Regions from separate parts of the Homo sapiens genome. Here region 1 is linked to region 2. The links are chromatin loops, found by intact Hi-C in ENCODE. Cell type or tissue: heart left ventricle. All regions are shown on one strand. Each heading gives the region's core, and the rest is flanking DNA. Links, peaks and the distances in the headings are about the cores only.

Region 1 (16,545 bases), core at 4,580-12,579, 120 kb before region 2:
CAGTGCTGCAGAGATTTTATTTATGGCCAGTTTTGGGGCCAGTTTATGGCCAGATTTTGGGGGGCTTGCTCCCATTACTCCACGTTTGTTTGCAAATGCTTGTCTCCCACTGCCACACCTCATGGGTTCAATCTTTAGAACTGGTTGTCTGTTTTATGCCCTGTCTCTTATTTCTAAACAGATAGTCCCTGAAGTGCTGGAATGTGCTCAGAATGCTGCCACATATTGCAAGATCCGCTATCTTGCTCTGGATATGCCTCTCTTCAGACCAGAACCTTGTCCCAGTTATTAGACTGGCAGTGGAATCCTGTACTGATCCCATACATGACAAGTGCCCATCCTCCTGTCTCTTTAATCTTGGCCACCCTCTGGATGGCCTCACATTGGGATATCACCAGAACTCATGTTGATTGTGCCTGAGTTGAGACTGAGCTGCATTTGCCTCTTGGACTCTGCAGCTTGCTCACTTGTTTGCTCCTTTAGCAGGAAGTCAGTCTCCACTGCAAGGTCATCTACAACATATAATCCTGAAAAAGTATTAATATTGAGATTTATGCCCATTACTTAGACTATGACTAAATACAAAGTTAAGAGTGTACTAAATGAAAGGATGGTCTAGGTTAAGCTGTAGTAGCAAATGTCTCTGAAATCTCAGTGACTTACAGCAGAGTCAGAAACTTCTTCTGCAAAAGGCTAGTAGGTAAATATTTTAAGCTTTGTGAGTCACTTGACGTCTGTTGCAACTACTCATCACAGTGTGAATGCAGCCAGCAAGTGAATACATAAGCAAAGGAGCGTGGCTGTGTTTCAATAAAACTTTACTTACAAAAACAAATAGGGTTTTAGTTTACTGTCCACTGATTTATTTCATGCTCACAGCTTATTACAGGTTAGGTGCATGATACGTTCCACATTGTCACGACTGGCACTCTGGAACCCAAGCTAATGAAAGAGCCACAATTTGGAACATTACTTTTAATTGTAGCAAAAGAAAAGTTGCAAGATACTCACTAGTTCTTAAAGCTTTTGTCCAGAAGTGGCATATGTCATTTTAACTCATATTTCATCAACCAGTGCATATCGTGTGTTCTTGCTGAGTTTAACAGAGCAAAGAAGCATTAATCTCCTACAGATGAAGGGAACTAAGAAATGGTAAGCAGTAATATAGTGTACAACAAGGATTTGTGGTAAGAAAAGGAATTCCAAGCTTAAAAGCCTTCATGATGCAGCTTTAGATAATAAAGAAGTTCAAAGTAGTGTGCTTTAAGATAGCTGAAGAAAAATGGCATGGAATATGATTGGAGTTGAGAGAGTTGAGTAACTATGAACCCTGCATATGTCAAAGTTCATTAGTATTCACATGGAAGTGAACACTAGCTGTCCTTTATATCTGTCAAAAAAAAAAAAGAACAAGAAAAATAACAACATAATATCTTAGATAATGTGCCAGATCTGTGTAGCTCTGAAATTCCCTGAATATTCTAGCCCAGTAAGAGACAGGCAAAAGATCATGTAAAAAAAATAATGTAAACGCCATGATTTATTCCTAGTGCACACCAAAATACATTAGAAGTCTCAACTGTTGAACCTAATTATTTATTTTATAATTCCCTCTCTCTCCATACATATATATCCTAAATATAAAATTTATATTCAAAATTTGAAAATATCTTGAAATAACCACCTATGCAGTAAATCAATTAAATATTGTCATATATATTTGAAAAAATGAGAAACCAGTGGTGTACATTTGATGGCTGTTTTAGCATTTTATTGTTGCATTGGAAAAGAGGATTAGCTACTTTTTTCAGCATGGTGGAGCAAGATAGAAAAGATGAAGAAAGGGAAGGGGTAAGCATACATTATCACAGTTGCTTTCACCATTTCTTCTCCATAATGCGCAGGAGAAATAAAATTCTAATAATCAAAATTCCTGAACCAGTAGCTGTTATTTCACTCCTCTGCATGCATAAAATCACAAAGAAATATAAGAGGTGGATAGAAAAAGTATTTAGTGATAACTCTGAACCCACTCTACTCTTAAGCGTTTTAAACAAAACATAGACAGTGTTTGGTTTTGTTTGCTTTGTTAACTGGTATTGGTAATAAGCTACGTGCAACAATTCTGAGAAGTGACGGGGGCATGGCAATGTCATTAGACCCAGACACAGAACAGCTGAATTAGAATATGTTACCGGAGCACTCAAACTAGAACAGTCATGATCCTGTTAATTATTGTACTTATCATTTGATCTGCAGTCTAACTAGTAGATCGAATGCTGAGTGTAATAGTTTATTGGTTTAATCAGTTAAGGGCAACTCTCAGGAGAGGTTTGCCTTGGCCTCTGTTTCAAATGTGTAACTTTGCATGTGTTTTTGCCGCCTGTATTTCTTTTGAGAGAAAGGAAATTTCTGTTCACGCCCTTTGTCAGTTTTTAATGGGGTTGTTTGGTTTTTGCTGTTGTTGTTGTTGAGTTGATTGAGTCCCTTGTAGATTCTAGTTATTAGTCCTTTGTTAGAGGCATAACTTGCAAATATTTTCTCCCATTCAGTAGGTTGTCTCTTGATTATTTATTTTTCTTTGCAGAAGCTTTTTAGTTTAAGTTTTTTTTTTTTTTTTTTTTTTTTTTGCTTTTGTTGTATTTACTTTTGGGATATTTATCATAAACTCTTCGCTTAATCCTATGTCCAGAAAAGTTTTTCCTAGGTTTTCTTCTTGGATTTCTATAGTTTGAGATTTCACATTTAAGTCTTTAATTAACTTTGAGTTCATTTCTGTACATGGTGAGAGATAGGAATACAGTTTCATTTTTCTTCATATGGGTAGTCAATTTTCCCAGAACCCTTTATTGAAGAGGGTGTCCTTTCCTCATTCCTTATTTTTGTCGACTTTGCAAAGATCAGTTGGTTCTAAGTATGTAGCTTTATTTCTGGGCTCTTTATTCTACTCTTTTGATCTTGAAAAATGCTCAACATCAGTAATCATCAGGGAAATGCAAATTAAAACCACATTGAGATATTGTCTTACATCAGTCAGAATGGCTAACATTAAAAAGCCAAAAACCAACAGATGTTGGTGTGGATTGTAGAAAAGGAAATCATATACACTGCTGGTGAGAATGTAAATTAGTTCAACCTGTATGGAAATCAGTATGGAGATATCTCAAGGAACTAAAAATAGAACTCCCATTCGACCTCACAATCTCACTTCTAGAAATCTACCCAAAGGAAAAAAAAATCTTTTTATAAAAAAGACACCTGCATGCTATGTTTATTGCAGCACTATTCACAATAGCAAAGTCAGGAAACCAACCTGTGTCCATCAATGATTGATTGAATAAAGAAAAGGTGAAATGTATCTATATATCTATATACACCATGTACACACACACACACACACACACACACACACACACCATGGAATCCTATGCTACCATAAAAAAGAATGAAATCAGCCTCTTTGCAGCAACATGGATACAGTTGGAGGCCATTATCCTAAGTGAACTAATGCAGAAACAGAAAATCAAGTACTACGTGTTTTCACTTATACGCGGGAATGAAACATTGGGTACGTATGGACATAAAGATAGAAATAATAGACACTGGGGACTCCAAAAGCAGGGAGAGGTGGAGAGGGGTGAGAGTTGAAAAATTACCTATTGGGCACAATGCTTACTATTTGGGTGATGGGTACACTAGAAGTTCAGTCCTCACCATTACACAATATACCCATGTAACAAACAAGTGCATGTAGCCTCTGAATCTAAAATAAAATTTTTAAAAATGTGTAACTTTGTGTGTAGACATCAGCTTGTGGATCTGGAGTAAAAAAAAAAACATAGTGTCAGTCCTTCATTCAAAGGAGCTTTTATGTTGTACATTTTTATATGTTTTGTTGACTTATTTTTCTTTTTATTTATTTGTGAGAAAATACATACAGGATGAGGGATTAGGTATTATGTTTTATTATATCATGATACAATAAAAAATTTTGAGAAACAAAAATAATCCCCAGAGAAAAATATAATCTTCAGTTTTCTGGCATTATACTTATCTTGCATTGGAAAAAAGACAATAGAGGAGATGATGGAAAGTTTATCATCTCTGTTTACCATTTGACTGCATTTCCATTTCGAATTTTGAGGTATATTACCTCTAACCTAATTGCAAATACTAATTTGTTCCATGATTTAAAATAAATATTGTTACCGTACTTGTAGAATGCTTCTGCATGTTCCTTACGACCTTTGCATCTTATTGATTGCATTGCTGGTTTCTATGGGAACAGAGTGGAGAAGTTAATTAAGATCAGGAGGTTCAAACTGAAGAAGAATAGAATTTTCAACACAGTTCATTTATCATGTACATTTAAATTAGTTACTTTAATAAAATATCTATTGGAGTAGAATTGTGATGGCTGAATCACCTTAATAAAAACAAATGATACATGTTAAAAGTTTAACTTCACTTATTTGTACTCAATTCATCCCATTAAGAAGCATTTTGGCTTTGGTAATCAAATTAACAGAAGTCATTAATAAAGGTTTCTGCATCTCAATACTGTTATTCTGAGACTTTTAGTATTGATTAGTATGTATTATGCATTATTCTTATTATTTATTAAGAATAAGCCTGAGGTTTCTATTAAGTTATTATCTTCTATTTTCAAATGTACCCTTTCATTTCTGGCTTCATGATCCTCTGGCTGTGACTATGTAAACTATTTCTCATTTTCCAGTTGCTTTCTAGATTCTATCTGCAGGGGGCAACAGGGAAAGTTTAGGAGGCAGGAGGGTGGAAGAAAAGACTTCTTTTCTGTTGACTTACTGTTTCTATCAGGATCTATTCAACAATGACCATTCACCCAGAAGAACTAATGGGTTCCAGCCTCTGACACTCAAACTGTGACTAATTTGTTATATAATTTTCCATCTTTACATTACATTTTACATTAGAAATACCTAATGTATTTCTGCTTTTCGAGCTGATACAAGGCCACGATTGGTTTCACACGTAAAAGGTAGAGTGTTAGGTACCTTAAAAGAGAAGAAGGCCTATTTTTCCATTATAAAAAGATCAGGATATAAAGAAATGTAGGAAAAAAGATTATTCCTCAGACCCAGCATCCACATACTGCTTATGCTAACACTTTGCTTCTTTTCTTTACAGTATTTTTTGTACATAGGTACACACTTTTTTTTCAGAAACATGCACTATCATATTCTGCATCCGCTTTTATCTCCTTTACTTTTTTTTTGCCTTATATCAGTACGATGTTTTGTGTTTACATACTCCTCATAAACATCATTTGCATAGCTATGTAACATTCTGTAGGCTATTTTACTACTACTCGATATTTAGATATTTGGGTTGCTTTCAAATGGTTTGTAATTGTAAATGCTGTCATAAACACCTTTGCACAGCAAGGTATTTTTTAAATATATTCAGACTTTTTTTTTCCCTTAGGATTTAAACCTTTGTTTTTATATTGTGCCAGTCTCTTAATGCAAAACCACAGCCCTCTTCAAAGTCTGCACACCCACAGATCTTTCTGGAATTTCTCAGAGGTTGTCTTTCACAGAACTCACAAAGCATTCTTCCACTTTCCTGTGCTTCTTTGTGTGTGTCTGTGTGTCTCCATATGTGTATTTTTCCTTATTCATTGTCCCTATATTAATATTATAGATAGTTGACGGCATATATATATATATATATATATATATATATATATATATATATATATATTACTTTAGACTGCGTTAGGAGAGTTATCACACCACTCCTGCTTTGCTAAAATAAAATTCATATTTAATATATACTTAGCATTTAATTACACATATTAGTATATATATTAATACTGCTATGATACAAAGTATTACTCTGCTGTGCAGTAGGAGAAATAAAAAGCAATCATAATGTTATATTTTTAATTATAAGACTATTTGGGTTATAAACTGAATAGTGATATTGAAATGGTCAATATGAACCAATCAGATGTTCAATATAAACCAGAATAAATCAATTAATGTCTTAGTTTTCATTTTTTTCACATGTATAATGGTATTATACTTGTAACCACACTTACTTCAAAAGATATTACAAAAGTCAAATTGTATCTCTATGTCACTGTCCGTCTATGTCCATATTTATGTCTATACGTAAGTACACTGTATACCATGAAGCAAATGAAAATATAAAGCAGTCATTGCTATTTTTCTAAGCAATATAAAAGTTAAAACCCATAACCTTGTGTTTAAGAGAAACAGAAACTTAATCCAATATGCTCAAAGAAGGTCTGGAGCAATCAGTTTTGGATTTCTATAAACATCTCATGTGCTGCATTTGTCTCAACTTAAGAGCCAAAGTTGTCTTCTGTTCCCATTTTCCCATTCTTCTTCTCTCAATTTCTTGGCACTTCAAAGGGACTCTTTTACCTTTAAACAAATTCTAGCTAGTTTATAACGTGATGTATTAACCTCCAGTCGAAAGAGCTGCTCTTGGTTACATTTATGGTTTTCCAAAGGCCACAATATATTTGTTCAACTATAATAATAGAACTAGCAGGAGGGAAGAACTTATTATTTGAAACAAGAACATTTTATTTTTGAAAGACAACTTCTAAAGTCATATGAGTAGCCTAATGCCCTTTGTAATTCAATTTCCTTCCAATAAAAACATAATAATTCAGCACTTGCAATATGCTCGGCACTGTGTTTTGAGCTAAGTGTGATCTCATTTGCACCACACAACAACAATGTAAGGTATTTATTAATCTTGTTTTACAAAAGAGGAAACTGGGGATCAGAAAAGTTACAGAGCATTTCCAAGTTCATGCAAGGTGACAGAATCTGGATTTAAATGTCAGTTAGCCTGACCCAATAACCCATTTTCTTTCATGGGGATAATTATTATATTTTAAATAGCAGTAAGTAAGGATAAAGGCTCTTTTATGTGCCTGTCACTGCCGAGGCACTGAGTTTCAATGCAATAATTCTTGTAGAGCATATTTTAGAAATTTGCTCAAAATATAATTATAATTAAGTTGGACAATTTGATTACAAGCATGCACTTGCCATAACTATGATATTTTTTATGGTTAAGAATTTCTTGGTACTTAATACTCTAAAGAAAAAATAACCTAGCTCCCAGCCTCCTAAAACCAGAATTCCTCAATTCTTACATTCTTGTCCTTTATCATCTTTATCAGGCCAATCAATATTGAAGGGTTATACCTTGAAAAAAGCTTCTGATACATTGTAGAGGAAACTTCATGTGTTGGAAATATATGAAAATATATTAAATTTATATATACTATATCCCTATGTTTATGCAGATTATTTGTCTAAATATATATACACACACACACTATATATATATAATATATAAAAACTATATATATAAAATATATAAAAACTTTATATATATATATACATATATATACCATTTTTCATTAAACACAGTGGCCAAATATTTTGGGTTCAGTTGTTTCCAGTGATACTTCAAATCTTCAAATGTTGGTCAGTGTTCCTCAGCTCCTCTATTTTTTTTTTTTTTTTTTTTTTGAGACGGAGTCTTGCTCTATCGCCCAGGCCGGACTGCGGACTGCAGTGGCGCAATCTCGGCTCACTGCAAGCTCCGCTTCCCGGGTTCACGCCATTCTCCTGCCTCAGCCTCCCGAGTAGCTGGGACTACAGGCTCCCGCCACCGCGCCCGGCTAATTTTTTGTATTTTTAGTAGAGACGGGGTTTCACCTTGTTAGCCAGGATGGTCTCGATCTCCTGACCTCATGATCCACCCGCCTCGGCCTCCCAAAGTGCTGGGATTACAGGCGTGAGCCACCGCGCCCGGCCGCTCCTCTACTATTAAATACATCTGCCCTTTCATCATGAAAGTACCTTAAATATTTAAATAATAGCGAACATAGAAGTTGACAAGAATCTATAAATTAAGAAAAGCTAAAGTGTAAATACATGTGATACAATTTAACTATTGGGGTGCATCTTCTTATTCATTTACACTGACTTAGTAATACATGTTCCATCAAGAGTTTTGGAAGAACCTTTAGGAAACTTAGGCTGTTAAGTATCCCTCCATATTCATATTTTTTTTTCTTTTGAGACGTAGTTTCACTCTTTGGCCCAGGCTGGAGTGGACTAGCGCAATCTCGGCTCACTGAAACCTCTGCCTCACCGGGTTCAAGCGATTCTCCTGCCTCAGCCTCCCAAGTAGCTGGGATTAGAGGCATGAACCACCGTGCCCGGCTAATTTTTGTACTTTTAGTAGAGATGGGGTTTCACCATGTTGGCCAGGCTGGTCTCAAACTCCTGACCTCAGGTGCTTCACCCACCTCGGCCTCCCAAAGTGCTGGGATTACAGGCATGAGCCACCGCGCCCAGCCCATACTCATCTTTTTAGAAAAGTCGGAATTGGATTGGATTTGATATCTTTTCTAAATAATAAATTTTGTGCATCCAATTTTGGGCTCAATTTAGCCAATCATGCAGCTGATAATTGTCTACAAATAACATGACTATATTTGTCACTGAGCTGACCAAGTATTATGAACATAATGCTGACAGGTCTGAAAATGTTTCACTTGACTAATGTGGAAATAGGGTGAATTATTAAAAATATTCTCACTTAGAATTGACAGTGTATAACCACCTATTAAATCTGAATATGTAGCACGTTTGTATATGAAACACTCAGATTTAATTAAATGGTTACATATCTTGAAACAATAGCCTGCCAACCAGGATTAAAGCTATAAACTACCTGGAAAATGAAAAGCACAGTTTATCCCACCAATTCCAGAGTGGAAATCAGAAAACATAAAATATCAGGAGAAAGCTTGTAAATTTCTTATATTCTGTTGCTTTATAACTACAAGAAAATCTGGACTGTTCACTCGCTAAAAGTGAATTATGTATTGGGTCACATTCTGGGGTCATTAGAATTATACAAGTTAGAATTAAGGTCTCATGTGATACTGAATGTTCATGCTTTTAACCTGAGAGTGACATGTTCTAAGGTTTATTTGGTGATATTAGGGGCACATGTATGTTTACCAAACTTGATTCTAGTACCTTTCAAAAGAATTCCCTTGAAAATAACTTGCTAGGAGCCTATGTTAGCTTTCAATTTTTGTGGATCTTAAGATATATGCCACCTAATACAAAAGTTACTATAAAACTCACAGTCTCCCTAAAACTTTTATTCTACTTCTTTCTTCTATTAAGAGCAAGGGATTATAGCAGGTATGTAAAAAAAAACTTGGAGTGAGTAGGCTTGAGAGACAAATAATGGTAATTGTGTGTAAATGGTAGAGGAGGGTAGGAAATGTAGAAAAACTAGCACTTTCTTTAGCTGGCTTCCTCTTTAAATATTGCTGCATATATGTGCATTTCAGGAGCATGCATTGAGAAAGCACACTAAAGTTTTGATCATTCTTGCAGTGAAAGCCTTTACCTTGGCTAATTTTATGTTAACATTTTTATTAGAGAATTTTGCACCTTCAATTAATCGGTGGTTTTTTGTTTTGCCTGTATTTTTTTTCTTTTCCTGCAGTTCCTTTCAAAACCAAAGAGCAAGGATTCTCCCAGATGTACCCCCAGTCTTGACCTTCTTATGTGCTATAGGAATTTCCTTTTTGAGTGACTGAGGCTTGGCAGTAATATAACAATGGCTCTGCTGGCCCTGTCAGACCTCTGCAAGGATATCAGCCTTTTATATTTATTCTAGTCTGGGAGATGATTTCCTGTATTGGGTAGAGGGCACTGGTATTACTTTAAATAGAATTTCCTATCTGCTTTTTCTCCCCACCACCTCATCACTCTTAAAATGACTGCCAAAATTGTTCCTGCTCTATTTTAAGTCAACACCATTTGACCCTTTGCTTTACTGGAAGTGCTTTCTAACTCCTAAGCTGTAAGGATTGTACTGTTTGCTGTTTGCCTATTTTAAACTTTCTGGTAGTGTAGTCTGTTTGGGTAAACTCTGAAATCCTGGTCATTTTCCTGACAACGTTTTAACTGCCTCAGTGCATTCTCATCCCAAATATTGTATCAAGCACTAAAATATTATTTATCAATAATTGAATGGAATTGCAGTTTGAATTCCTTAGAAACTCTGAACAGAGTAAATCTTAACCTGTTTGAGGGGATGGAGACAGTTTTCATACAAACTTTTTTGGATAACATTTCTTAATTAACTCATTTCTGCTCAACTCTTCTCCCTTGGGGAAAATGTGTTTTTACGTAGAGGAGGCAAGTTGTGTCAAGCACATCAGTGGCTGCTACAGTGCTTGATTTCTCCCCACAACTAGGAATCACTAGAAGCTTTCTATGTTTGCACCTCCAGACCCAAACTTTTTGTCCCCAGAAACCATTAGATCCAAGGGTAGACCCAAGACTATCTCCCACAAATTCCACAGGTGGCATGGAAAATTTTAAAAAGTGTGGGTTTGAGTTATGCTATGAGCAAGTTTCACAAACTCTACTGCTGGGGCTCTTAAGCTTCCCTGATTTCTGCCCTGCCCAATCAAATTTTACTTTGATTTTCTTATGTACCCTGGAATCTTCCCACTGCATTCCTCTTTTCATTTATTTGTTTAAGTGTTCAAACCAGCCAGAGTCAGTTTCTTTTGCTTGAAACTAAATGAACTAACACAGAAGGATTGAGAGAGAAAAAATATTGAATCAAAAGATAAGGAGGACAAAGAAAATTAGAAAATTTTGGCACTTTTGTTGGAGATGATAATGGGAGTAGGGTAGAAATAATTATAGTCCTCTATAAAGGAATCTGAGATGCTGAAGGAACTCCTCAAGATAGGTGAAAAGAGATAGAAGGATGGTCCTCAGAAAGCATGCTTATTATAAATAAATGGTAAATGGAAGATTTTGGACAAGAAGTTGGGATAGGTGGACTCTGGCCATGAGCTAAAATGAATTTTGAACTGTCCTCTGAAATATCTACTTGTCTTTCCCACACCTACCTAAAGGGCCTAGCTAAATAGAAAAAAAAAAGTCTGAAAATGAAGGAAATTGAATTTGCCCCTAAAGATGTCTCTGAAAATGTTTATCTCTTGGTCTGGGTGGTAATTTATCAAGTTACATAAGTGTATAAAAATTGAATGAGCTATAATATAAGATTTAGGCTCTTTACCTATATTAAAGAAGGAGGAGGATAAAGAGGGGGAGAAGAAGGAGGAGAAGAAAGAAAAGCAGAAGAGAGGGAGGGTCTTATTTGCTCCTAACCTGGCCTGCTCTGAACTTTCCAGAAGTACAGAGGATAACTAGAATGCCCCCCACCTCCACCCCACCTATTTAGTAACCTAAATAATAGTACAAGGGAAAGTAGACATCAACACAACACAGATGTCATGTAGGTAAGGATGGTTTAGGGCAGCTAAAACCATGCTGAAAGCTGCCCAGCATCATTCAACAAAGATCACATTTGATGTGCTCAGTTTCTATCTTCTTTGTAGAATTATGCTTCCTATTTTATATATGGAAAATGCATTGATTTTTAAGACACATAATTATTTTATATACCACTTAGAAAAACAACACTGTCAATTATCAATTTACCACAGATTTTTAAAATAATTACTTGAGAGTCTTTTAGATTTATTTTGAAATCTTTTCCAATGCATCACTCACTTTTATGCATATCTAGAAAAGAAAAAAATGTTATACTTATTATAATTTATCATGAATATATAATAAATGGTTACGGTGTTATAAAAATGTGGAATAAGATGTGACAGGTAATCCTTCTACATATACAAAATGTAACATAACTTCTTGTACTTATATAAGTCTTCTTTGAGTAGTCTTAGCACTTACATTGTGTTCCATGGGCTGACAGCATGGACAACATTTGGAAGCTTGTGAGAAATTTATAATCTCAGGACCCAATCCAGACTTAGTGAATCAGAGTCTGCATTTTAAGGAAGTTCCCAGGTGATGCTTAAGTGAGCTAAATTTGGAAAAACATTGTTGCAAAGCATTTGATTGTTGCTTTGCAAAAAAAAATATATATATAGAATAACGGTCATTCCTCTAATAAAAAGGAATTTGTTTGCTTAGTATAAAATTTACAAAACATCATTTTCTTTAAGTGTATTCCTGTGAACATAGTAAGTTTTTTTTAATGCCAACTCACAGAACAAGAATTTTGGAAGATATTTTAAAGAACGACTAAACTAAATATATACAGTAGAAACAATGAAGCAAATTCCATTGTAATAATGACAACCTGAAGAAAATGTCCAAATTTACAAATGCATAGACCATGGCAGTTAATGTCATTTGCCCACAGTAATTGTAATGTACTATCTATTGCATAATGCACACTAATGTTAGGAATGCCCAGATTTTTTTTAATTCATGCCTTAGAATGAAATTTAGATATTTTTAACAATCCCAAGTGTGAAAAAGCATCCTGTTAGCAAGAAGAATCTGTTGACCTTGGCTTCAGTCCTGTGAGATTTTCCTTTGTTAGAAAGTGGTGATAAAGTTGCAGTTCCTTCGTTCAAATTACATCAGTTTTTTCTGGGAAAACTAGAAGAAACAGTGAGGAAGAGATATTTTTAAAAAATATTAGAATAGAGATTGAAACAAATGGAGCATCATCTACATTTAACTGTACCAGTGTTATTCAGAGTGTGATACACATTCCACATGCTTCAGTCATCATCTTGAAGCCTCTTTTCAAAATGATCTCGGCTCACTGCAAGCTCCGCCTCCCGGGTTCACGCCATTCTCCTGCCTCAGCCTCCCAAGTAGCTGGGATTACAGGCGCCCGCCACTACGCCCGGCTAACTTTTTGTATTTTTAGTAGAGACGGGGGTTCACTATGTTAGCCAGGATGGTCTCGATCTCCTGACCTCGTGATCCGCCCGCCTCGGCCTCCCAAAGTGCTGGGATTACAGGCGTGAGCCACGGCGCCCGGCCTGAGATCATATTTAAAGAACTGTGATTGGAGGATATACCCACTAGGCACTGAGTACAGATAGGACTGAAAAGCTTCTGGGAATATTTAGTATTCTGGAAAATGAGGAGAAACCAGCAAAGTAGACCAAGAGGGAGAGTGCTACGAAGTAGGGGAGAACAAAGCAACAGTGGGTTTCTGAATTTCAAAGGGAAAAAAGCAGGCTTCAGAAATAACACAAGGCATTGTCTACTGATACCCAACACCATCCCATCCCCCTAATCTTTTCCCTATAATAAAACTGAAAACCTGGAAGGAGCATTTTGCAGAATCCTTTACCAGCAGAGATCTATTTTACTTTACATCTCTGAAAAACATTCACTCATTCATCAAAGATGAAATAGAAAGAATAGCTATTAGATTCCAAGAGCAGTGGCCACTTGGATGTACAAAAGTGGTCCCCAACCTTTTTGGCCCCAGGGACCAGTTTAGTGGAAGACAATTTTTCCATGGATGAAGGTGGTGGGGGAATGGATTAGATTCTCATAAGGAGCGTCCAACCTGGATCCCTTGCAGGTTCAGTTCACACTAGGGTTCATGCTCCTATGAGAATCTAATGCCACTGCTGATCTGACAGGAGGTGGAGCTCAGGCGGTAATACTCACTGGCCAGCCGCTCACCTCCTGCTGTGTGGTTCGGTTCCTAAGAGCCCACAGATCAGTATGTGTGTGTAGGGGGGCGGGACGGGGGTCACAGTTGGGGAAACCTGGTGTACAAGAATGAGCTTTGCAGTGATTTCAATGTGAAGTCCTATTAATTATTTTTATTGTTTCTAAAATTATTACAAAGCTGAGAGGAAGCTGGGTTAATTGTTTGAGGTTTCAGGCAATTCTGGACTTTTCTGATTTCTTTGAGGCCAACTGTAGTTCTCTCAACCCTACCAATGGTTTCGTAGACATAAATTTAATTCTGTAAAATCTCTTCCTGCTGAAAAACTGACAATAGTTTCTGTTTTCCTGCTTAAACCCGAAATGATATAAAGGCAGAATAATCAACTCTTGTCAATTGCCGCTACTAAATCGGTAAGATAAAGACTGAGTATACACCATCAAATTTACAATGTTGATGCCATTGATGATCTCGTTGTGACCATTTTCATTGGAATACTATGGAGAAAACATTCTTTGCATGACTTCTATGGAAATGGGAGGATAAAAACCAATTTTGATGAGTTTTTTATAAAGCAGGGGTCTCCAAGCTGGGGGCAATGAACTGGTACTGGTCTGTGGCTTGTTAGGAACCGGGCTGCACAGCAGGAGATGAGTGGCTGGTGAGTGAGCATTACCACCTGAACTCTGCCTCCTGTCAGATCAGCAGTGGCATTAGATTCTCATAGAAGCTCAAACCCTATTGTGAACTGTGCATGCAAGGGACCTAGGTTACACGCTTCTTATGAGACTCTGACTAATGTCTGATGATCTAAGGTGGAACAGTTTCCTCTCAAAACCATCCCCCCAACCACCCTCCCCCTTGTCCATGGAAAAATTGTCGTCCACGAAACAGTCCCTGGTGCCAAAAACACTGGGGACTGCTGCTGTACCGGGAAGAATATAATTGCTAATTGGAAGATAATGTGGAGTTAGAGGAACATTTTTTGTAGCGGTTATTGTTATTTAAAAGAAACATTAGAACATGTAGGTAATAAGCCAATGTATATAATCCAATAGAGAGGAGAAACGTACTGATGTCAGAAGGAGAGGGACAGTTGTAAGAAAATACTTTAACAGGAGGGAGATGAGATTGTATGAACAAATGAAGAAGACAGTTCATGGACAAATGAAGACTGAAGTCCAAGAACAGTGCATTCAACTTACAGGAGGACAGGTATAGTACATGAGCACCAACACAGCGGGTTTGGTAGATTTGGTAGTGGGGGCATGTTGAAACTCTTCTGATTGTTTCTGTTGTGTTAATGAAATGAGATGTAACTTCATCAGCTGAAGATGAGGAGAAAAAAAGGTGTTTAAGGCTTGAGAAAGAAGGAGGACGTGTAAAATAGTCATCTTGGGGAATGGTAGAGTGAATGGACATAAGAAATGTATCTGGATTGAAGAGTGATACTAAGGCTCTGTTCAGGATAGGAGTCATGAATTAAAGAGAAACATGTTGACGTGTTTGTGTGTTTTTCTCCCAAAATTTCAGCTGCTCTGATATAGAGTTAAAATAGACAGATAAATGAACTTAACTGGGGATACCTTTAGCAGCTGAGTTTAAGAAAGGAAAAAAAGGGGCAAGGGATCAATGTGTTGGAAAACAAGTGGTGATAGTAATGGTTTATGGAACATAAGCTACATAACAAAGGGATTGAGGATATCAGGGGAGGAAGGGTCTAGTGAAAGAAGGCAAGGTCAACTCACAGAAACTCGTGATATGGCAAAAGAATTACTGGAGTTGGGATAATGGCAGAAAACACAGGGACTGTTGACTAGAGATGTACTGCTATATACGGAGGCTGTGAAAAAGTGACAGTTATTGGAAATAGCAAGAGCATTGTTACGGTAGTGGGTATCTACGGTGATGAGTACTACACAGTTATTGAAGACATGTATGTTATGAGTTGATAAGCCAGAATATTGGGTAGATCACTTTTGTGAATGTAGAAATCACTAAGGATCAGTAGTGATGTTAGTAGTATGAAGTGCAAGAGAATGATCTGGCACTGAAATGTTCAATAAATCAGATAACGATTATGAGGAAAGCAGATGATTGCCATTTGGAAATATAGTGTGACATTAGTGTGATAATTGTGTTTCAACATAATTGGAATTTCAGGGAGGCTAAAGGAGATAGCGCTTGGAAAAAACTATGAGGATCAAAAAGGAGATCAACCCTACCTCTAGGACTAGTTGTACCTGGAATGGTAAGAGAGAGAAAAAAAAATCATCCATTTGAGAGGGTTACAGAAGTATCAGGGTTCTCAGGAGAGAGCCTAGTTCAGAAGCACAGTTGAGGCTAGTGTGGGATTATAATGGATGGGAGATTGAAACAGAACAGGACATATACAAAAGAGCTCAGATAATGAGAGATAATATGAGAATATTGGGTGTGATAAACAGTAACAGAAGATACACACCTCACATAACAGCTGATGGTCCCAAGACAGATGATAATCATGGGGAGGCCAAGGGGTTGTGAATGTTGGGGGAAGAAAATGGGGATGGTGGTGGACTCTTGATATAAGACCTGAAACCCTGTGAGTTCCTTCTTAAATCACAGTAATGGGGTTGTAAGTCCTGGCAGAGAAGAGGTGTCACCAAGAAACTTAGGAAGGTCTTTGGCTGTTCTGCTAGTAGAGATATTTAGGCCAGAGAACTGGTGTTTCTTGGCTGCCTTAAAAGTTGTATTATTTTTTCTCATCTTCAAGGTATTAATAGTATTTCTATCTATTCCATTGGCTAGAATCATGCAATGCAAGGGGTAATCATTGAGTTAATACCTAATTGTTGGAAATCTCTGTCAGTTTAATTTTGGCAAAACTCACAGAATGGTAGCAAATTACAGTAAAAGAAATGTTATAATTGCTAAAATGAAAAATAGAAATATCCATTGTTT
Region 2 (16,545 bases), core at 4,133-12,132:
AGGTATGTTCGGAATAGGTAGTTACTCCAATATCTAACTGATTAATTAATATTCTTTTTCTATTTATGCTTCAAATCTGAAGGCTAAGTGAAATTTTTCTTAACTTTTCTTCTGAGACTAGAAATATTTATGTGTTGGTCGGGTGTGGTGGCTCACATCTGTAATCCCAGCACTTTGGGAGGCCGAGGCGAGTGGATCACGAGGTCAAGAGATGCAGACCATTTTGGCCAACATGGTGAAACCCTGAAATACAAAAATTAGCTGGGCATGGTGGCATGCACCTGTAGTCCCAGTTACTTGGGGGATTGAGGCAGGAGAATTGCTTGAACCCGGGAGGCAGAGGTTGCAGTGAGCTGCGATCGCACACTACACTCCAGCCTGGCAACAGAGCGAGACACTGCCTCAACCAAAAAAAAAAAAAAAAAGAAAGAAAGAAATATTTATGTATTAATGGGACATCTCTCCCAGATATGCAATAACAGGCCAAAGAGATTTAAATATATTCATGAATTATAAATGTGGCTTCTCTTATTGTCGCTAATGCTTTATTTTGATGATCACTGAGAAATCTCTGATGAAATTTTATATTAATGTAAATGTAGAGAATAGTATCAATGACTAATATGGTTAAATGTCTTTTTATATAATTTGTTCAAAATTTATATAAAAGGTAAATGCAGTCATCTCATCCATTTACTAAAATGTGAAAAAAAGAGAAACATAATTAATTTGTATATTTCATGGATTTAAGAATTTTGCATTCCCTCTACACTATATAATAAACTAAAATAAGACATTTTTAAAAAATTAAAGCAATCTGCAACATGTTTTTCTCTTAGCAGTGCTGAAATGTGAATAATGTAATTAATTAAAATTTACTTTCATCCTTTTCTTTCTTTGTCCCAGCACGTGACAAAGAAACAAGTGAAAGAGAATAACTTGTTAAAAAAGATTTAACTTGTTAAAAAAAGCAAGTAAAAGAGAATAAGGGAGGGGGAGCTAAAATAATGGCATACACACAAATAAGCTTAAGTCTTTAAGTCTTGAATCTTCAAAGATTAACTCCGACGTGTAGGTAAAATTAAGCCGATGTAGCCAGTTCATTATATTGGGCCCAGGGGCATAAGGAACTCGGTTCAATGGAAAACTTCAGTAGGACTGACAGTGGTCTACTACAAGCAAGGAGAGCAAGAATGCACACCTTCATCACAATACAAAGGCTTTTGACTTTTGCTGGCATTTTTAACCTATAAATGATTTGGAAGCTAATGATTATTCTAGCAAGGAAATAGAGCAGTACAACAGTTATGACCCATTTCATATTTATATTCACTTCTTTCTCACTTCTGAGATTCATTTAGCCAAATGGCTATAGAAAAATCCCTGGGACTCTTGCACTTATAAAGCATGTTACCTTAAAGGACCACTGAAAAGTAGTTTTTAATCCTTCCTCTCTCTTCTAGCATTTGGTAAGATACGGTGGTCTCTAGAAGTTTTCCACATGGTCTGCTTTGTCCCTGTAGATTTATCAAGAATCCTATGAATCTTCTTGTTTTTTGTTGTCTAATATGTATTGTGGTAACTTCGGTAAACACGAGCTATCAAATGTTTGGACAGTTAGTAACCTATTTCTGCACTATGCTCTAAATCAATTTGTTCATATCTGATGATAATTCAGATGATAATTCATTGTGGAAAATGAACAGTTACTACTAAAGGCATATTCTAGTGCCTTGTCACATAGAAAAAATAAATGCAACTGTTGCTCTCCATTAAAAAGTAAAAAAAAATCTTTAAGATTTTAATTTGTCTTTTGCTGAGATAGTTATTTTAAACAACAACAGGAAAGGAAATCGCCCTATGTATTATTTATTTATTTTTGATAGTCTTTGATACAGTATCTGTGAAAGAACATCATTTCCTCAAATTAGAACAAATTTAGATCCAATTAAGAAACACATGGGGAAAATATGTTTGAGACACATTAGACTTCAGTACAGACCAGAGAGGGCTGTCAGTGCAGGCTTCATCTCTTACCAGCTTCTTGCACCCTCTGTTGCTTCCTCCATTCTCCTCTGTATTTCTCCTCCCACTTACCCTTCTTTATTGCCTCTGTGCCTTGCTCTTCCAGCTCCTGAATTATCCTTGTAGGGGCCCTCCCCACCCCCAGGTAAATGAAGAAGGTCAGGCCAGCAGGGGCCAGGACTTTTTGCCTCATGGGTTAGCATATTACTCAGGAAGGTGTTCAATAAACCACAAAATTTATTTTCAAGTTCTGAATTTCAAAACACAATGTAAAATAATTCTTACTGGCACAAATGTCTAAGTGTGACTATTTCACCAGAACAGGTTTTGTGTTTCATATTGGCATGATTACTTTTAAATATAACTTTCTAAATTTGTTTGCAAATAAAATTGTATGGTTTGGCAAAACAAATAATATTTGATCACTAATTTAAAAGACTTTTGTGATGCATCTGGTGATATGATGGGGGCACATTAAGCCATTAAACTTTGCATTGTATTTATCAGTTTGCATTGTTTGATTATATCTAATCACACCTTAGCATATGCAAACAGAAGTTAAAGCTTGCAATTACTTAGTACAATGATTCACAACTGAAGTGCTAAAATAACTAAGCAATTTGAAAGATAGATACATTTTTGAATGTTAATAAATTTTTCCAAGGAGATTTCCCTTTGCAATGGTGACATCCTTCATTTTTCTTTTTGAAATTGGAAACAGCAATCAATTATTGTCATTAAAGAAAACTGCTCTTGATCTATGTTTTTGCAACTCTGCATGATAAATGGTGTTTAAAATCCTAATTCCTGATATAGAATGGGGTTTGGTGGGTGGTGGGACCTTATCTTTCTATTGACAAGTTCACCAAGGCATTAGCATGCCATCAGATGGTCTTTTTATCACTCAAATTGTCATTTTTATGAAATTATTTTGTATACTTGAATGAGCTGTTCTTCCACTGTAATCTTATATATATATTTTGGTTCCAAAGTTAACTTTCAAGGTAAGTTTGTAGTTTCTAGGTAATTTTTCGGGCTGGTTTTATTTCTTCAGTATAGACTGTTAATGTATGTGTATGTCGTCAACTATGAACCTGGCACACCAAGGATAAAGTAAGAGTATCATTATAACCTGATGACAATGGAAATTCAGCTTTTGAGCTTTGAGAAAAAGATTGTAAGAAACTACCAATCTTAGGAAATAATAAAGAAAAAAACATGCTAGTGGTTAAAAAAAAAAACATAGGCTATATATTTAAGATCAGGAGGGGACCATAAGGGATCATTAAACTCCATAATGCCCAGCACGCATCATTCTGCTAACCAGAATTGTTAGATGTCCTGTCTTGCAATGATCCTTAAAAAAAAAAAAAACTCTTGGCAAGATGCATTTACTGAATTTCTTCTCACTAAGAGTTTCTGACCAGTCTTTCTGGTTTTCTCATAAATTAAGCTTAAAGTAATAGATTTTAAATTTCTGTCTCCACCCCACCTAGGAAAGAGTTGCCTAAAATGATCTCATTAGACCAGAGTTCTATACTGTGTCTAATAGATGTGGAAGTTATTATAATTCTAGGCTAGACTTGAAAGTGATTTTGGATTTATAGGGGGAAGATTTGACTTTTCCAATACTCAGTTTCATTAATACTGTGAAAAGAAAATTGGAATTGTAGCCTCCTGGGGTGTTTGTGAATTGAGATTAGCACACTTTTTTCCCCCATTTGAAAAAAAACAACTCAAAGTTTATTACTTTTTCCCATTTTTTTGCTTCAATACAGTGTAGGCCAGAAGAAACAATTATGATGCAATCATTCACAAGAAGCCATGTTTAAATACTACATTTGTAGGAAAGCAGGGACACAATGATTTATATGACATGCATTAATTTCGACTCATGCGGTGGTTTTGTAAGAAGTGAGGGATGCTGACTGTTTCAAATTCCTTCCCTTCTCCCTCCCACCAATTCCACCCATGCCTGCACATTCTGAAGTACACTTACGGAGGTCAGACAAGTCTTGAGAGAGGACATGTCTGACACATCTTAGCCCTTCCCCAATACATCGGAGATTTAGAAAGAACTTGGAAATCAATAAACCTTTGCTACCTGCCTGGCTGCTGTCTCCGATATTTTCCTCTGCTTCTTTCAAAACCACCAAAGCATGCATTTGAAGGGCAGTTAAGGGGCCACCACTCTGATATTGAGACGTTCATTATCTTCTCCAGAGATCTAGGTATTGAATGGGAAGGGATGCTAGACACGGAAAAACTCATCATGTGCCTGCATGATGGAGAAACCCAACTAGGACAGGCTGCTACCTCATATGGTACCACATCGAACAGAAGAGACAATGGATGTCCACACTCTGTATGACCTTGGTGACACTGAAGACAAATAAACAGAGGAACATGCACAATCTCCCTCATCTCCAGGGGAAGCCATAGGATCATGGTATTTACAAATCTTATTCTTCAATTATTCACTATGTTGTAAACTATATGTCCACAGCTTAGTCATCTATAAGCTTCATAGACTTTTTACATAGTCATTGTATCCTTGTGGTTTGCATCTATTATGGTGCTTACTCCAGCACCATGGTCCTTACTGTTCCCATGGCCATTCATAGTCTGTTCACAGCTACCTACTCCAATTTGTCTTCCATATTTGTCAAAGGAAGTTAGAGCCATAATATTATTGCTGTCCCCAACTCCTCACATACCAAAAAGAGTTCAACCTTTATGCCTTGCTCATATAACCTTTTATCTCCTGCCTGTTTAAATAGTACTTATTTCTCGAAGCTTGGCTCAAATGTCCCATCTTTTATGATTTTTTTTCTCTAAGAAAATCCCCTCCTTCTATCAACGAGTATATAATGAGCTATAGTTAACATTCCAGGGACTATATGAGGTCCTGAGGGTATAGGAGATAACGAAACAAACTTGATGTATATGTCCTCATGGACCTTAAAATATAGTGAGGCAGAGAGGCATACAAGAAGGAATCACACAGTTAAAGTAACAGCTGGGATATGCATGATGAAGGAAAACTGTAGGTACCATGCAGGAGTAGGACAAAGGTTTCTGATTGCAACTGCAGAATCAGATCTTTCTGAATTAGTGACACTTATGATAAAAATGAGTAGAGAGTCGTCAAGTGAAAGTGGGTAGAGAAGTCTACGAAAAACATGTCGAATGACCTTGAGGAAACAAAGTTTACTTTTCAGGAATTAAACAACAGTTAGAGTGGTTGTAGCACAGTGAGATTTAAGGGAGAGTGAGAAGAAATTTCAAGGTGGACATGAAATTTATCACAGAGACTGTAGACTATGGAATAAAGTCATAATAAAAAGATGAGCGTATTTAACCCCATAAATAACAATTTTATGTGGCAAAAGCCATAATATCATTAACAAAATGAAAATGACAAAGGAGGGAAATATCTGTAGTACATATGACGGACCAAGAGTAAATACCTCTAAAATACAGAGTGTGTGTCAACTGATAGGAAAAAAGACAAACAACCTAACAGAAGTATGGAGAAAACTACACACAAGCAAGTGGAGAAGAGATCTCAATGCTGGTGAGAATATTCTTAATAATTATTTGATTGTTATTAGAAAGTAATCCAATAACATCTATTAAATTTTTTAAAATAAATAAATTCTCTCAACCGTATATCACATCACAAATTTTAACATTAATTCTATACTATTGTAAAATCTCACTTAAATGTTTCATCCAATAGTTTTGTCTTTTTTCAACTAGACTGTTGGTCCTTTGACAGTTTCCTGTGACTCTGTTTCTCTTTCTTATTAGTTCTCTCACCTTCCAAACTCTAATGAAGATTGAACACACTGGCTGAAAACTGCATGTTTTATGTATAGTTAGATGAAAGCTTTTGTAACTTGATAAATTTTCAAGGGTAAACTAGGTTGAATCTAATCATTAAGAAAGTGTGAAAGTGTGAAAGCCAAGAACTGTGTGGCTCACACCTGCAGTCGCAGCACTTTGAGAGGCTGAAGCCAGGTGTTCAAGACCAGCCTGGGAAAAAGAACAAGATACTGTCTCTAGAAAAAATTAAAACAAATATTAGTTGGGCATAGTGGTGCACACCTGTAGTCCTAGCTACTCGAGTCCGAGGTGGGAGGACCATTTGAGCCCAGGAGTTTAAGAATAGAGTGAGCCACGATCATGTCACTGCCCTCCAGCCTGGGAGACAGAGCAAGAAAGTGAGAGACCTTTGATTTTAAAGTTTTGAGTAAAGGTGCTAAGCAAGGGGGTTGAACACTGACATTAACATCTCATATTTCTTTAACTCACTACTTCTCTAACCCTCAACCTTTGTAATATCTGCAGTAAAAACGATAAATGTAATATTTACTTCATTAAATCAGAAATCACTTCTTCTGTGCTTTGGAGAATTGGGATCAATATACAATAATGAAAATACTGCATTTGCTTTCCCTATGCTTCAAGGTAATATGTCACTTAATCCCAATGACTAAAGTCACTAAGCTATTTAAAGTTAACTGAGTCATCAGTTTGATTCATTTGGATGCCTTATTTACATCAACATCATCTGACACCCACAGTACTGCAAATAGTTGACAGCTAACTTGAGCTCTTTTTTCAATTCAGAGTAGTTGTAGAAATTTCTAGGGTGCTTTTCAGTCCTGTTGCTATTGGAATTGAAAAGGGTCTCTTTACTCAGGCCCAACTTTCCATAATTGTCAAGCAGAAGAAAGCCATATAGGCAATAATTGAGAAAATCAGTTTCAAAACTAGGGACCCCAGAGAGTCTGTATATGTTTTTCCTCAAAATGTATTACATTCCAGAAAAATGCAAGAAGAGTTATATTTTGAAATGTGGATGATACTCCTTATTAACTGATTTCAACTCAACTGAGCTTCTTGATACCAAAATAGCTTCTCTTCCTGGGAGCTCATTGACTACAACACCCAAAAATATATACATCCAGAAATCACTTTTCTTAAGATCCATTTCCTTTTTTATATATAGATAATTGAATAATCTATCTTTACAAAATAATGAGATTTATTCCACAGAATTCTTAAGGCCTGAAACTAGAAATTTTTGGAAAACCTGGTTTATAGTAAGACAAAAATGGCAACATTATAGCTAGAGTAATGAGGAGTATGTGTGTGCATGTGTGTGAATGTGTGTGCATGTGAATATTGCAGCATTCCTTCCAATTCTCTCTCAGAAGTTGCTGAGTTTGCTGGGCATGGTAATTCATGCCTGTAATCCCAGTGCTTTGGGAGGCTGAGAGAGGAGTATTGCTTGAAGCCAAGAGTTCCAGACTAGCCTGGGCAACAAAGGGAGGAGACTCTGTCTCTACAGAAAATGTAAAAAAATTAGCCTGGCATGGTGGCGCATGCCTGTAGTCTCAGCTTCTGGGGAGGCTGAGGTGGGAGGATCACTTGAGCCCAGCAGTTTGGGGGTGCAGTGAGCCATAACTGCAGCACTACACTCCTGCTGGGCAATAGAGAACCCAATTAAAGAAAATGCTGAAGTCATTCTTCTTATCCTTTCCTTTCCTTTTCGCTTTCCTTTTCCTTTTCCCCTTTCACCTTTCTTTCTCCTTTCTCCTTTCCTTTCCTTCCTCCTTTCCAAATTAATAGGTAAAGCCAAGCTATTAAATAGTTCCAGGAAACCTTTAGCAATAACTTGGGGGTAAACTTACTTAACTAAGTAATCAAAACCCTCATCAAAACCTTCTTTCTTACATTCTTCCATATATTTTAACATTACTCAATTGTCAACTTATGCTTAACAGAGCTACTATGACTTCCCTGTAACATCTATATTTTGTTTCTTATTTTATGTAGTTAACAGCTATTATTTTTACTATTATTATATGGTAATTGCTGTGCTATACATTTTACACATAAATTTCATCTAATTTATTTCTCATAACACTATGTGGTGTAGGTATTATCATTACAGGAAAGAAAACTAAGTCTCAAAGAGCTTAGCCTATTTAGACTTTATAAATGGCACAGCCAAAATTCAAACTCAGGTCTGTCTATGGCTACTAATATTTTATATACTCAGTGTGTCTGCATTTATCACTGTGGATCAATTTGTTATTGCTTCTGATTTTATTCCTGTGTTAAGTGTAAAAACACTTAGCACTTTAGGTGTATTTTCTTTTTTTGTTTGTTTATTTTTGTTTTTGTTTTTGTTTGAGACAGAGTCTTGCTCTGTCGCCCAGGCTGGAGCACAGTGGCGCGGTCTCAGCTCACTGCAAGCTCTGCCTCCCAGATTCACGCCATTCTCCTGCCTCAGCCTCCCAAGTAGCTGGGACTACACGCACCTGCCACCACGCCCGGCTAATTTTTTGAATTTTTGGTAGAGAAGGGGTTTCACCGTGTTAGCCAGGATGGTCTCGATCTCCTGATCTCATGATCCGCCCGCCTCGGCCTCCCAAAGTGCTGGGATTACAGGTGTGAGCCACTGCACCCGGGCTTTAGGTATATTTTCTAAGCAGTTGCCCAGTTCTAGCCCTTCCAGCCACATTCCTCTTCACCTGCTGCCAACTCTCTGTCCTTTGCTGTGGGAGTTAACATTCCCACAGAATCTTAGAAAAGCAGTGAAGAGTGGTAAAAAGAATATCGAATTATGCATTAGGTTCTAGTCTAGGTCCTGTCCTTAACTTTTTGAGTGACAGTTTGCAGTTCATTATCCTCTGCTAACATTCCTTTATCAGAAACCATGATAATGACACATAAATTATTTATATCCCAGGGGTTACTGTGGGCATCAGATCAGGTAGGGCATTCAGTATGAAAGTATCTGAGGAGGATGAGGACTTTGTAAAAACAGTGATTATCTGATTGTTTTCTCTACATCTTCCACACAGAAGGTACTGAATCAGCAGCTGTCCCAACAATTATACAGTTTTGCAATATGCACTGCACACAGTGTCTCAATCAGCTGTGGCAGTGACCATCAAGGACATTATCTCCCCGGGAGTAGTTGTATTTGAGGACTTCCCTTTCATGAAAAGAGGCCTTGTGAATTCAGGTGGCAAAAATGGTCCTTTGCATTGTAGGGCATGTTGTTTCAGGCCATTAACTGTGGTGCTGCATGTGGAGCTTGTTTCTGTTTTTCTGTGAGACATTCTATCTTTAATGGATCAGTGCTCTCTGGCTCCTATGGTTGGAGTGAATTACATTTCTCTCTCTTTCAAAATTTTATTATGATATTTTATGTTTTAGGTGTCATAAAATCAATCATCTAAGACTATTCTTTGGTAATAAATAGCTGACAGCAAGGCTTATTATGTTGGTAAAAACTCCTTTGATTAGGTTTCATTGTTTCTTTCTAAAATTGTTAAGTCAATTTTCCCCCACTTCCTTCCCTGCTCTGGAATTGCACAGTGTACTCCGGATGAAATCCAAAGGAGACTTTCCACTGCAGAGGTGCATGCTGGGTCCTAGGTGCACCCACCCCTCCACCAGGGTGCCCGCACAGCATCTATATAAACCTGAGTCATTCTGTGTAATGGGGCAGTGTACAATTTTCCTGATTTAGAATTGGGTCTCTTTGCTTTGGGTGATCATCTTTATATTGCTGTCATGAGGCTATTTCTGTCTCAATTTTCTTTTGTTGGGAAAAAGATCAGATTCTTTTTGGTGAAAATGCAATAGCTAAGGTGAAAGATTAGATAACTTCCCCTCTGAGCCCATTAGAGGGAAGTGTGTCAAGTCTAGCATTAGGAAATACGAAAGACAAGGCATCCATCATGGTGGGGAGGCTGTGTGGGTAGGTGTGCCTGGTAAGTCATGCTGCTGGGAGTATTCCTGAGTGTCTTAGGAAGGAAGCAGGAAAGTTAATCATTTCTTCTCTCGAAAGCACTCTCCCTTTCTCTCTCTCTCTCTTTTTGTTTAGTATAAAAAGCCCAATTTTTTTCCCTCCAAAAATAAAGTAAGAAGAGCAGATGATACGTGCCCTCCTCCTACCATAGGAACCTAAATTTATCCAGCTAAAGCACTGCTCCTGTCTTAGTGGTCACTGAGAAAAGTTTTATGCTGATAGAATTTAGAAATACTTTGAAAAACTTGCTAGATGCTGAAGTATCCATCATTAACATTTCCCTTTCTTGTTTGGGGATATTTCCATTTATGATATGGTTTACTATTTAGTTAGTTTGCTACTACTACTAATAAAAGCTAATTTATGTTATCAAAGCTTTCCTGTGGTAGACTATGTTAAGTGCTTTAGATGCATTGTCTCATTTTTATCAGTACAGCAATGTCATGAGTATTGAACATTATTCCTTTCATTTTGCAGATGTAAAAAGCTGAGTACACAGAGATTCAATGACTTGCCTCTAATTACACAGTAGGTGGCCAAATTGAGATTTGAACACAGGCATTGGGATTTCTCAAGTTTACTCAATAAAACAAAATATTTTAGTGTGCTCTTAGATGTGACAACGTCAGTATTTTTCTTTCTCCTATTTTTTTTTAATGTAATTAATGGCCTCTGGCTATACTGGCATCTTTAATACACCATTTTTAACCTGGAAATGTAAAGTATTCTGGTCTTTGCTATTATATTGCCAGTGTCAGGCTTCTTATAACATTTTGTTTATGAGTAAGGAGTAACTCATGATGAGAGTGATCTAATCGACAAGTTACTGTGTTGAGATGAGAGCTGAAGGCTAAAGCCAAATGTAGCATTTGCTGCCCCTTGGAGCATATGTGCCAACAATGAAAGCATATTGGCTCCTCATGGAGGCAGCATGTCCTCTAGATTGGAATTCAGAATATGCTTGCTGGCTTACCTCTGATATCATCTGAGCAAATGTAATTAATGAGGTACCAAGAGAACGCCACAGGAAGCCAATTTCATTATCAAAACAGGTATTTGACACAAATTACAAGACAACGTGACTTTATCCTTCCTGGATTTCATGTTTTCATAAGAGGTAAACTTACCTTATATTTTTCTAAACCTGTGCTACATTCCTCCCTTCAAGGTGGTTAAATATTTCAGAGCATGGATGTGCATCTTGTTATCTTCTTCCAAAGCTCAACAGGACATGTGCCATACTGTTAAAAGGCTATTATATTTTAGCATCTTCCAATAAAAAATTGTGATGTGAAACCGATTATTAATGCTCTAAGGCTGGATACATACAGGCTGCCTAAAAACTTATGCTGTACTCACTACTGAACAGAGTTTTCTGTTGCTTATTGTAGGAGGTTTCTGTATCAGCAGCCATCTATTTTTTACAGACTTCAAGTAAATGCTTAATCTCACTTAGCAAACTCACTTATATGCTAAGTAATTATTATAAGTGGCCAATCATATGTTAGTTAAAACATTTTAACAGAACCCACTCTGTCTAATACCTAAAGAGACTGTGCTGATTTTTTACTCAGATCAAATGCATAATGCCTTATGAGCGACCTCACTACAAGGCAGAATAATGCCTCCATTGGCACATAACCAGTGCTAGTAGCAGTGGGTCCTCCACCTGTCATTGGATGTGTGATAATTATTTGTTAAACCCTTAGTATGTGGTATGTTCCAGACACTCTGCCAAGCATTGTGTATGAATCCTCTTTTTCCAATCTCATAATTAACCGTATTCTCCCCATTTTACAGACTAGGAAACTGAGCATCAAAACTACTAAGTAAATTTCCCAAGACCAGGAAAGGGCTGCGTCTCAAATTAGTTCTATATAATTCCAAAGTCCTTGCCATAACTAATATTCATTTCTGGTGGCATGTCACAGTTCTTTTAAAATGTTGTTAAGAGCTTTTCTAAAGTGTAGCAACCATTATATTGTTAAAAAAAAAAAAAAGTTCAAACCTCAGAAAAGGGTCAAAATAGTTCAATTAAATACAAATTGCTATATTCTAAAAAACAAAACAAAAAACATATGTACACACACACACACACACACACACATATGAAATACCTTTTGCTTGTGATTTTGTTTTCTGCTGAACTCCTAGTAGAAACTAATTTTGTTGAATAAAAACTGGTTGCTGGGAAAGTTGATGTCAAGTTGACCAAACAAAGATAGGCTTCTTCCTGCCTCTGGGCCCCTGGCCTTCCATTTCTTAGGGCATTTGTAATTTCAAATACTTTATCTGTCCCTTTGATGTGTAAATATGGAGGACTTGGGAGCCATCTCTTCGTAATATAAACATCAGAGAAGATAGCGCCCCTATCTCCTAATTTCTGTGGAAAGGGTGGGAGCCTAACTTTAGTGGGCTCCATGCTCCAAACTGTAAAACTATCCCCCTGTCATGAAAACATGAGATAGTTTGTTTACATTTCCTTTGGGTGAAGCCCATTTGCAAGCACAGTTGGTCCCAAATCCATCCATCCCAGCACTTAAATACCCTCCAGCCTTTTTTGTTTGTTTGTTTTCAGTGAGTTGCCCTCGGGCTGAAATCTGGCCCACCTCTCCTATTGCAATAGCCTTGACTAAATCTTCCTTGCCTGTTTAACTTTGTTCAATATAATTTTTATTCTGACATTACTGCCTTCAGAAAAGCAGGGGAAAAGTGAGTAAAAATGATGTGTGATAAATCTCTTCTACTTTAACCATGTACTACTTATTTTTATTCCAGTGTTCTGGACAATTAAATTTATATGGAAAAAACATTTCCTACACCAGCACGTTGCACACTGAAACCCAGCTAGCACATCAGTTTCCAACTCCAGCTGCCCCATCCCGCACCTGAATGATGAGCTGGGCCCTCAGCGCTGATTCTAGCCTGGTACACAGGAGATGCTCTCGATGTTCCCTCAAATGGAACACTCATTGCTACTGTTTTTCTGGCTGCAGCTCAAAATCCTCCATTTTGACAGCAATGTGTTGGCTATTACGGACTAATTAAAGTCACTTTTGAATAATTACATAATAAATAACACACATTTAAATGTAGAACAAAATTATTTTCTAATCAAGCTCTAAAAATATGACCCAGCAAGACAGTCCTTGAAATGATTGTGATGACTTATTTAATGAAAAGGTGCACCTTGTTCAATATACATATCTTTATTCCTAATGTGTTTAATGGTATCAATTGAATAGAAATCCCTTGACCTTTTCTCAAAATAGCACACTGAAAAACCACTGAAAATTGCATGGTAATTGCAACAAATTTAGCTTAATAGTAATACATGTAAAGAATATGACATGAAATTATTTAAATGAACTTTTGAAAAATCGATTCTATATTTGTGAGGTGCCTGAATTTTAGAGGAAAAACCTTCTGTGTTCCAAGAAACTATAAGCCCACCTTTTCTAAACTAGAGAATACACCAGCTCTCTCATATTACATGACATAACTTAATCTCTCTGAATCTCTTTAGCTATGAAAATGCTTCATAGTTTCATAAAATAATGAGATAGAATAATGTTTGTAAAGGACTAAGAACAATGATGGAGCGCAGAATAAATCTTCACCAAATACTAGTTATTATTGCTATTTATCATTGCTTATGTAATCTGAACCTTGATCAACATGATTCCTCTGATAGGCAATCAACAGTTGTCTTTTGAGTGGTTGTACTGATGACCTCACCTCCTGTGTTCCAGCTAAAGAGATGCCACAAAAATGGGTGATCCTTTTCTTCCCCCAATGACTAATGAGATATTTTATTATTCAATGGAACTCTTCTTTTCCTAGTTTTACAAAAGTTTAATTGATTTGAGAGTGGCCTAATATCCCATTAGCTATCCATCCCCTAACCACTCACAGAGAATTGACGTATTATTCTTAGCACTGTAAATCTAACAGGAAATTGTCCTTCCTAAACAGGGCTCCAGAAAACAGGAGGCAGGTCTGGTTCCCTTTGTAACAAATGATAAATTAGAGTTATTTATTAGGGAGCTACTACAGCAAAGAGGGTCTTTATCTTCATTTAGGATCTTGAATATCAACATAAAACTCACCTTTTTAAAACTTCTTCAGGAGTTTTCAGAAAGGGTTCTATTTGGAAGAGGGCCCCCAAACTAAGAGATACTGACATGATTAAAGACCTTCTTGGAACTTAAGTGGTTTTGCAGTGTTGCCATTTTGTCAATTTACTAAGTGGATCTAAAATGTAAAATTTCAAAGACATTTTATAAAAACTTATATTTGTGTGAAAAACAAAGTCTTGGAAAATATGTGCGTGTGTGTATAAAAATAACAAATACTAATAACAGGAAACACTCATATAGCACTTATTTTGAGCAAAACATTTTTTCTATAACATACTTTTCATATATTAACTCCAGCAATCACATAGCAATAACTATGCTGGAGCAATAACTCCAGCAATCACAATTTTTTTCTCTAGGCTGAGAAAAATCACGGAAGCTGTAAACGTTTTTTGAGAAAAATTATGAAAAAAATGTTATCTATCTCTCATGTGTCTACGCTTCTTAAACTGGGCACTTTAGGACAACACTGGCCTGTAACATTGTTACCAATAGCTGGTTCAGGTTTCTACCTGTTCACTAAGAGCTGGGGTTCAATTAGCCCTCCTCCATCACATAGCCAACATTTTGTATTCTGAAGCCATCCTTTTGTATTCTGAAACTGATCATATCAATGTGAAGTTATCATCCAATGCTAACTGTGCAGGACAGTGTGGCTAAAATCAAGTATAATTGAGTTCCATGTGTTCCCACCCAGGATGTTGACCCTGATCTAGTTTTAACATGCACAGTTCCCATCAGGAGGCCTGAGTGGTTTCATCAGTTGCCCACCAATTTTCAGCCAGGAAAAGTAACAGCATTATGTAAAAGGGAAAATAGCTTGGAATATTCTTTTTGTATAACTGAATTGGGGGAAAAAGCCACCATTTATGTTCTACATTATGCCAGACATTGCAATAAATGTCTTCAATATATTAATTAATATAGAACTGAAGGTATAAACTTTCTATTTTTGCTCCCAGAGCTTAGCAGAGCAGTAGGTATATAGTGACACTCAATACCTGATCAATGTTGAAGCTGATAACCCACCAAATATATAACTTCCCTGTTCATTAAGAGTTCTGAATGGAACCACAGGTAATTCCAATTTATCAAACATTTGATAAAAGGAATAATTTACTAGTACTCAAGATGATGCTAGATTTTTCCTGTTTCTTCCATTAACAGCTTTAGGAAGGTACCTAAATAAGGAACATAGGACATTTTCAGAGAAAAAGCCATTTTTTGAAGGTGGGGGAGGGTCAGAGTGATTAGAAAACTCATGAGTAAATACTTAGGGAGAGTGAGGTACTCAGAAGATTTGGGCAACGCATCTATAAAGGTAATGGTGCATCTCCTTACAAAGATTTGCTCTCACTTGCCCAAGGACTAGCAAATGTGCATAGAAGATACATCTGTTTCAGAATATTTACCTCAATATGTTAGTTTTATAAAAAGCCAGTATCCCAAAATATAGCCTAATATGTGAAATAATTTTTATTTAAGTATTTCTAACATCTAATAGCAGCAGCTAGAATTATCCAATGTCTAATAACAGCAGCAGCTACAATTATTGTTATATTATTTTATGTTTGCATTCAAGATGGATTGCAAGCAGGAAAAAGAAATTTAAGAAAACCAGTACATTAGGAAACAATGACCTGCAGGAGGGGCAGCCCATGATGAAACATTATTCAGACTTAAACAGGATTCAAAACAAAAACAAACAGAAAAACACAACCCATATTCCAAGAAAAAAGTTGGAAAATAGGAAAACATCATATAAACTAAGAATTTCATTAGAAGCTATCACATAAATAAAACCAATTTCTGCCCAAAGAGCCACCTTCATATGAAGCATTAAAGACAGGCTTGAGAAAAAAAGTAATAGGGAGGTGGACAGAAAAAGCTAATGTAGAAAGAGATTTAACATCAGAAATCGAAAGTGAAACAATTTATGGCATATATTATCAAGACCGGGGGAGATAAGATCAGAGGACAGGTTTACAGTGAATGATCCCATTAACACAAAATAATCTGAAGTTCTTGTTTTAACAGGAATTGATGAATTGAAAACTGAAGAGTGAGGAGGGACAAACTGAAAGAGAGGAGAAAAAGTTAAACTAGGCTTGGTACAAGAGTGTTAAAGTAGCTGTCGTTAGATAGAATCAGTAGCTGGTGTGTTTTGTATTTTGGGTAACAGACTTTGGTGCAGTAGAACAGAACTAAAATTGACAGAACAAGTCCATGCAGGCAGCAAGAAAAACAGGGTTCCTGCTTCATGGAATTTACCTTGTGGGGAGATTCAAGCTATACATTAATGAATGAAAAACAAATACGTAAACATGATTGTTTCAGATAGTGATAGTGTGGTAAAGAAAACAAAGGTAGAAAGATTCCCTGGAGTATGGCAATTAATAAGCTGCTACTCACTTTTCATTGTGCTATGATATTTAACAAAGCAGACAAAAATCGGGTGAACAAGCAGAAGACGATGGCAAAAGGGTTACCCCATCCGCCTTTTCTCTCCTCTCCTCTACCTTCTTCCTCCACCATCTTGTTCTT

The links. Hi-C counts contacts between places; a loop is a spot of excess contacts. Peaks named below come from ENCODE experiments on the same cell type or tissue, not always from the same donor. Only the 100,000 strongest peaks of a DNase experiment are listed, where the experiment ranks them.
Region 1: it touches region 2 in a loop (5-fold over the local background); 2 of 110 quality-filtered maps call a loop at or near these places.

Annotation. Positions count from the first base shown.
Region 1 is chr2:49,803,124-49,819,668 of GRCh38, forward strand. No RefSeq gene overlaps it. Among named protein-coding and RNA genes, the nearest start is that of FSHR, 660 kb to the left of the region's middle. In heart left ventricle, for the core only: no CTCF peak of the experiment used is centred there; no DNase peak of the experiment used is centred there; H3K27ac peaks cover 2,121 bases.
Region 2 is chr2:49,924,874-49,941,418 of GRCh38, forward strand. All of the region lies in intron 22 of NRXN1 (neurexin 1), which reads right to left. Among named protein-coding and RNA genes, the nearest start is that of MIR8485, 760 kb to the right of the region's middle. RefSeq lists an enhancer at 11,899-12,567. In heart left ventricle, for the core only: no CTCF peak of the experiment used is centred there; no DNase peak of the experiment used is centred there.